Regions from separate parts of the Homo sapiens genome. Here region 1 is linked to region 2. A link is a contact called in ENCODE Hi-C data. All regions are on one chromosome and are shown on one strand. Each heading gives the region's core, a stretch centred on a gene start or an enhancer-like site at or near the end of the contact. The rest is flanking DNA. Distances are from core to core; before and after follow the strand shown.

What was found. A loop is a pair of places that touch in the nucleus more often than their neighbours do. Pooled maps may share reads with other maps.
Region 1: a map of mammary epithelial cell shows a loop between it and region 2 (2.9-fold over the local background). The contact joins the promoter of CARD18 here to the promoter of CASP4 in region 2. A Hi-C loop is called at or near these places in 3 of 168 maps with a recorded cell type or tissue (PC-3, endothelial cell of umbilical vein and mammary epithelial cell) and 1 of 50 pooled maps.

What each region holds. Positions count from the first base shown.
Region 1 is chr11:105,138,421-105,141,120 of GRCh38, reverse strand. It overlaps CARD18 (caspase recruitment domain family member 18), which reads left to right and starts at 1,352. Exons shown (of 3, transcript NM_021571.4): 1 at 1,352-1,401; 2 at 2,043-2,309. The coding sequence starts at 1,395. The coding sequence ends at 2,308.
Region 2 is chr11:104,967,319-104,970,018 of GRCh38, reverse strand. It overlaps CASP4 (caspase 4), which reads left to right and starts at 1,445. Exons shown (of 9, transcript NM_001225.4): 1 at 1,445-1,500. The coding sequence starts at 1,494. It overlaps LOC124902813 (a long non-coding RNA gene), which reads right to left. Exons shown (of 2, transcript XR_007062986.1): 1 at 1,859-2,700; 2 at 1,439-1,734. RefSeq lists an enhancer at 446-1,645.

The sequences.
Region 1 (2,700 bases), core at 103-2,602, 170 kb before region 2:
TCTGGCAGATGGGAAGACTAAAGCTTGGTTAATTTCCTTTCCTAAGATCAGCAGTTAAAATATGGATCCAACCATTCTGGCTTCAGAGTCTGTGCCCTTAATCTTTGTAATACAGTGTTACTTAAAATGGTGCCATCTGAAGAAAAAGAGCCTTACGTAACAAAGCACTTTTATTCCAAATAGCAAAACTGCTTCATACACCATTTCTGCGTCTGGAGACTGCCTAGAGCTTAGGTAAAAAACAATGAAAGGAAGGTAAGAAGTCTTAGTCCATCTCACACCCATTAGGATGGCTATTATCAAAAGAACAGAAAAATAATATGTATTGGTGAGGACATGGAAAAACTGGAACGCTTCTGCTTTATATGTGGGAATGTAATACAGTGCAGCTGCTATGGAAAACAGCATACCGATTTCACAAAACAAAATGAAATAGAATTACTCTATGATTTGTCAGTTCCACTTCTGGGTATATATTCAAATAATTGACAGCAGAATCTCAAAAACATATTTGTATACCATGTTCATAGCAGTGTTATTTACAATAGCAAAAGGGAAGAAATTTGTGCTCAATGAAGAATGGGTAAACTAAAATGTGGTACATACATAGAATGGAGTATTATTCAACTTCAGAAAGAAAGGAAATTGTGACCCATGCCACAACATGAATAAACACCGAGGACATTACACTAAGTGAAATAAGTCAGGCATCAAAAAATGAATACTGTATAATTCTACTTACATGAGATACCTAGAGAAGTCAAATTCATAAAGACAGAAAGTACAATGTTAGTTGCCAGGGACTGATGGAAGGAAAGGATAGAGAGTTACTGTTTAAGGAGTATAGAGTTTCAATTTCCCAAAATGAAAACAACTACAGTTGGATGATATTGATGGCTACACAGCAATGTGAATGTACTTAATGCCACTGAACTGGATACTGTAAAATGGCTAAGATGGTAAATTTTATATTATGTGTATTTTACCACAATTTAAAAAAGGAACTCTTAGTACTTGATTTAGGTGGCACAACTACCCTATACTGTGATTTTACTTTCCATTTAAATCTCAGTGAATTAAAGATTGTTTACTGCATGTGTTTAGCTCTGTGTGTGCCTTCTCAATTCTCTCCTATTCTTGTTTCTCACCCACCAAGGAATGGTAAAGCAATTTTCTTATGGGCACAGTTCATGCTACAATCTGAGATTCAATTGTGTAAAAATACCTTGGGAAATGACAATAGTTAACAGCTTCTTGGGCAATAATTATAAATACACATGTGTAGGTGTAAGTATTGTTCATTGATCTGTGTACACGCCCTGCCTAAAAGGATAGAGCTACCTTGCCTGTCATTGCAAGTGTAACACACATTGCAAGTGCCAACGTGAGGAGCCATGGCTGGTGAGTCTTCCCCAGTAAGAGGATAGGTCTTAGGGAGGAATTAGTTTGGGAAAGGACTGCCTTTCTCATTAGGCTTTGTGAAGGTTTGTGTGGGCAGCCTTGGGGTGGAGAGAGAAAGAAGAAGGGAGAGGCAGGGTGGGAAGATGCCCAGACTTGCACAGCGTTTTTGAAGGAACAGATAAAGGCCAGGAAGAATCTGGGATCCTACTGGTATCTGCTATAATTTTGCTAGTGTTGTCCACATTTGAAGAGTTATGTAGTTCAGGATGAGAATGGGCACAGGATGGGTATCAGTAGCTGTTGTTCTCAAAGGAAACAGTCAATTCCCTTCAAAATTCATGAAACTGTCAATTCCCTTCAAAATTCAAGAAACTGGGATGTGTCAGAATAGAATGACTTCTGATTTTTAGGAGATTCACAGAAAAATCATGAAGTCAAGTTTCCCAGGTCACTCAGTGAGCATATGTAGGTAATGCTAGAATCAGAAGGAAGTACGTGGAGTAAATGCAAAGGTATAAGACCGTTCCTTGGGATTACTGTACTTGTGGAGAGAAATGTTTAAATGATTGTTACCCTGTTGGTAAATTGAGAGGGAAATTGTGTCATGTTCATTATTTGAGGAATCTTTGTGCTTCCAACAGACCAACTCTTGCGTAAAAAGAGAAGAATTTTTATCCATTCAGTGGGTGCAGGCACAATAAATGCCTTGCTGGATTGCCTATTAGAGGATGAAGTTATTAGCCAGGAAGACATGAACAAAGTGAGAGATGAAAATGACACTGTCATGGATAAGGCTCGAGTCTTGATTGACCTTGTTACTGGAAAAGGACCCAAGTCTTGCTGCAAATTTATCAAGCATCTCTGTGAAGAAGACCCTCAACTTGCCTCAAAGATGGGTTTGCACTAAGGTAAGGTGGAATGATTCAACCTAATGTCCAAATAGGCCCTGTATCTTGAATTCAGTTATGATTTTCTTCACTTGTCTTGTCAGTTGATAATAGGGTTCCTATCATTTTAGCCTCAGACTCCATTCCTTTATGCATGGCTCTAGCTTATGTCTCTTCTGTCTACGTTTTTGTGTCCCTTGTACCTGTTCTCTCAGTACTCCCTGCTGACCACAGCTCATCTCTAATTCTATGTAGGTGGTAGATCATTACTGTAGTTCATTTAAAGAGCCTAGATGTTTTATCCTGAATCTTTTAATGGTCCTGGGGAGCAATGTACAATATCACTCCCTCTTGAGCCTAAGAAGCCCATGTATTTATTAGAAGAGAAGGTATAAGCTCTTTTTGTACCTAC
Region 2 (2,700 bases), core at 196-2,695:
AAAGGCATTCCAGCTTTTGGAATTTTCAGCGGTTTTGCGTTGGTTTTTCGTCATCTTTGTGGATTTATCTACCTTTAATCTTTAAAGCTGTTGACCTTTGGATGGGATTTTTGTAGGGTCTTTTTTGTTGATGCTGTGTTATTGTTGTTTTATTTTTTTTTGTTTTTCTTCCAACATTCAGGCCCTTCCTCTGCAGGTCTGCTGCAGTGTGCTGAGGATCTACTCCAGACACTGTTCACCTATGTATCACCAATGGAGGCTGCAGAACAGCAAAGAGTGCTGCCTCCTCCTTCCTCCGGAAGCTTCTTCCCAGAGGATCACTGACCTGACGCCTGTTGGAACTCTCCTGTATGAGGTGTCTGGCAACCCCTGTTGAATGGTCTAACCCAGTCAGGAGGCCCAGGATCAGGAACTCACTTAAGGAAAGAGTCTGGCTATCCCTTAGCAGAGATGGTGCACTGGGCTGGGGGAATCCCCCTTGTCTGGATCGCTGATACTCTTCAGAGCCAGCAGGCAGGAAAGATTAAGTTGGCTGAACCTGAGACCGCAGCTGCCCCTCTCCGCAGGTGCTCTGTACCAGGGAAATGAGAGCTCTGTCTGTAAACTCTAGGTGGAGTTGCTGAAATTCCTGCAAGCATTTCTTGCCGGGAGAGGAGGGATGGATCCCGGTCCCACCTAAAGAAGCAGTCTGGCCATGATCTGCCACAGCGGCTGTGCTGCACTGTGAAGACTGCTGCCCAGTCCAATCTGCCCAGCCTCCCTAGCACTGGTAGGGAAAAACCGCTGACTAGAGCTGCAGTAATGGCAGTCGCCCCTCCCCTGGGGAACTCGGTCATCTCTGGCGTACTCCAGGCTGCTATGCTGGCTAGTGGGGATTCTAATCCAGCGGATCTAAGCTTGCAGGCTTCTGTGAGAATGGACCTGCTGCAAGGCCATTTTGCTCCCTGGCTTCAGCCCCCTTTCCATGGGAGTGGACGGGACTCCTGCCTCACTAGAGTTCCGGGAGCTGCTGGACTATGTAAAAACTCCTGCAGCTCAGTGCCTGCCCAAAAAGCTGGAAATATGAACTATTGGGTTAATTCTTATCAGGAAATGAAAAAGAGTTGTTAGATTAAACTTCTTCAGTCATTGTCGTTCTTTGTAATCAGAGAAAGAAAAACTGAGAGATCAGGAAGAGAAGAGACAGATGGATAGAAGAAGTTTGGGTGGCCACAGGAAACAAGAAAAGAAACAAGCTGAGGTGTCAACCCACAGGATAATATTTTGTCATTTTCATTTTTTTCCCCCAAGTCAGAAACTAAATTCCAGTAATTGGATGCCAATTTGCTGATGACAAGGCACTTCCTGATAATGAGTCTGGAATTCTGAGCAGCAGTTTCACAATCTGTAATTACACGTTTCCGCCCTTTGCAATAAGGAAATACATAGTTTACTTTCATTTTTGACTCTGAGGCTCTTTCCAACGCTGTAAAAAAGGACAGAGGCTGTTCCCTATGGCAGGTGAGTCCTTTTCTGACTAGGAGTTTGGGAGTAGGAACTTAGAAAACACTTGATTTATTGCTCTGAAATAAACACAAGAAAGGAAGTGAGCCGATAGCACACATGTTGAATTCCTTTTCTTACTGATTGTGTGTAGTTTGAATCATGGGACCTGGTGTTAGAGATATTGACGGAGGTCATATGTTTTCCAGATGTCTTTGAGCCAGAAAGAAGTTAATTCCTTTCTTTCAGCTTCTGGTAATCAAAGGGAGGGTAAAGAAAGCCAGAGGAAGTTATTTGTGTGAGACAATTCTAGAAGTTTCGAAATGCACTCTGAAATCTTTCTTTTGATTCCAAATTAATTGCCCAGATCACAAACCTTTTTCGCAGAATCAGATCTGAGAGCCTCTGAATTGTTATCTTCTTCGACATCTCTTATTGTGAATTACATTCTTGGTCTGTTTAAAGTGATTCAATTTTTTCCTCTTTCTCGTTGGTCCTGATACTGACTACTTTAATATAATATTTCATGGGTTAATATCACAGTTGTTTTGTTTTGCCGTTGTTATTGTTTTTAACTGGTATCCTTCCCTCCAGGACTTAACTCTCCAATCCATTCTGCACACAACTTTTAGGTCACCTGTCTTATACACAGAAGCTGAAAAAGCCTAAGGGATAGAGTTACTTAGGCAGCTAGTATTCCAGCAGGTCATAACGCTTCTTTGGCTTCATTCTCCTCACAGGAAAAGGAAGAAATTGGACTAGATCAGTGAATTCTAAACCTTATAACATATCGCAGCAATCTGTAGTCATATAAAAAAAGTCAGATGACTACCCCCTTCCTCACCGCGAATAGCTCAATCTTAAATACCCTGCAGGCATTTATTACCTTTGAAGATCGTCACATAATTCTTATGAAACTGACTTGACATAGGTTTGTTCTATTAGGAAAGTTGACCAGTTAGTTAACACTCTCTGCTTATCTGCTAGTGATCTATTAATGTAATTAACTTTGCTCAGGGACATACAGTGGCTCCCTATTGCCTTTTCTCTTTTTTACTATCTGAACTTTCAGACAATTTTTTCTACCTTTTGAAACATGTGTATCCAGTTTTTCCATTAATCTTTGTAAAGCATGATTTCAACTTCATAAAAAAATACTGTATTTACTTCACTCATATTACCTTGTTGTTGTTTCTTTACTCCTTTGATTCTCCCTAT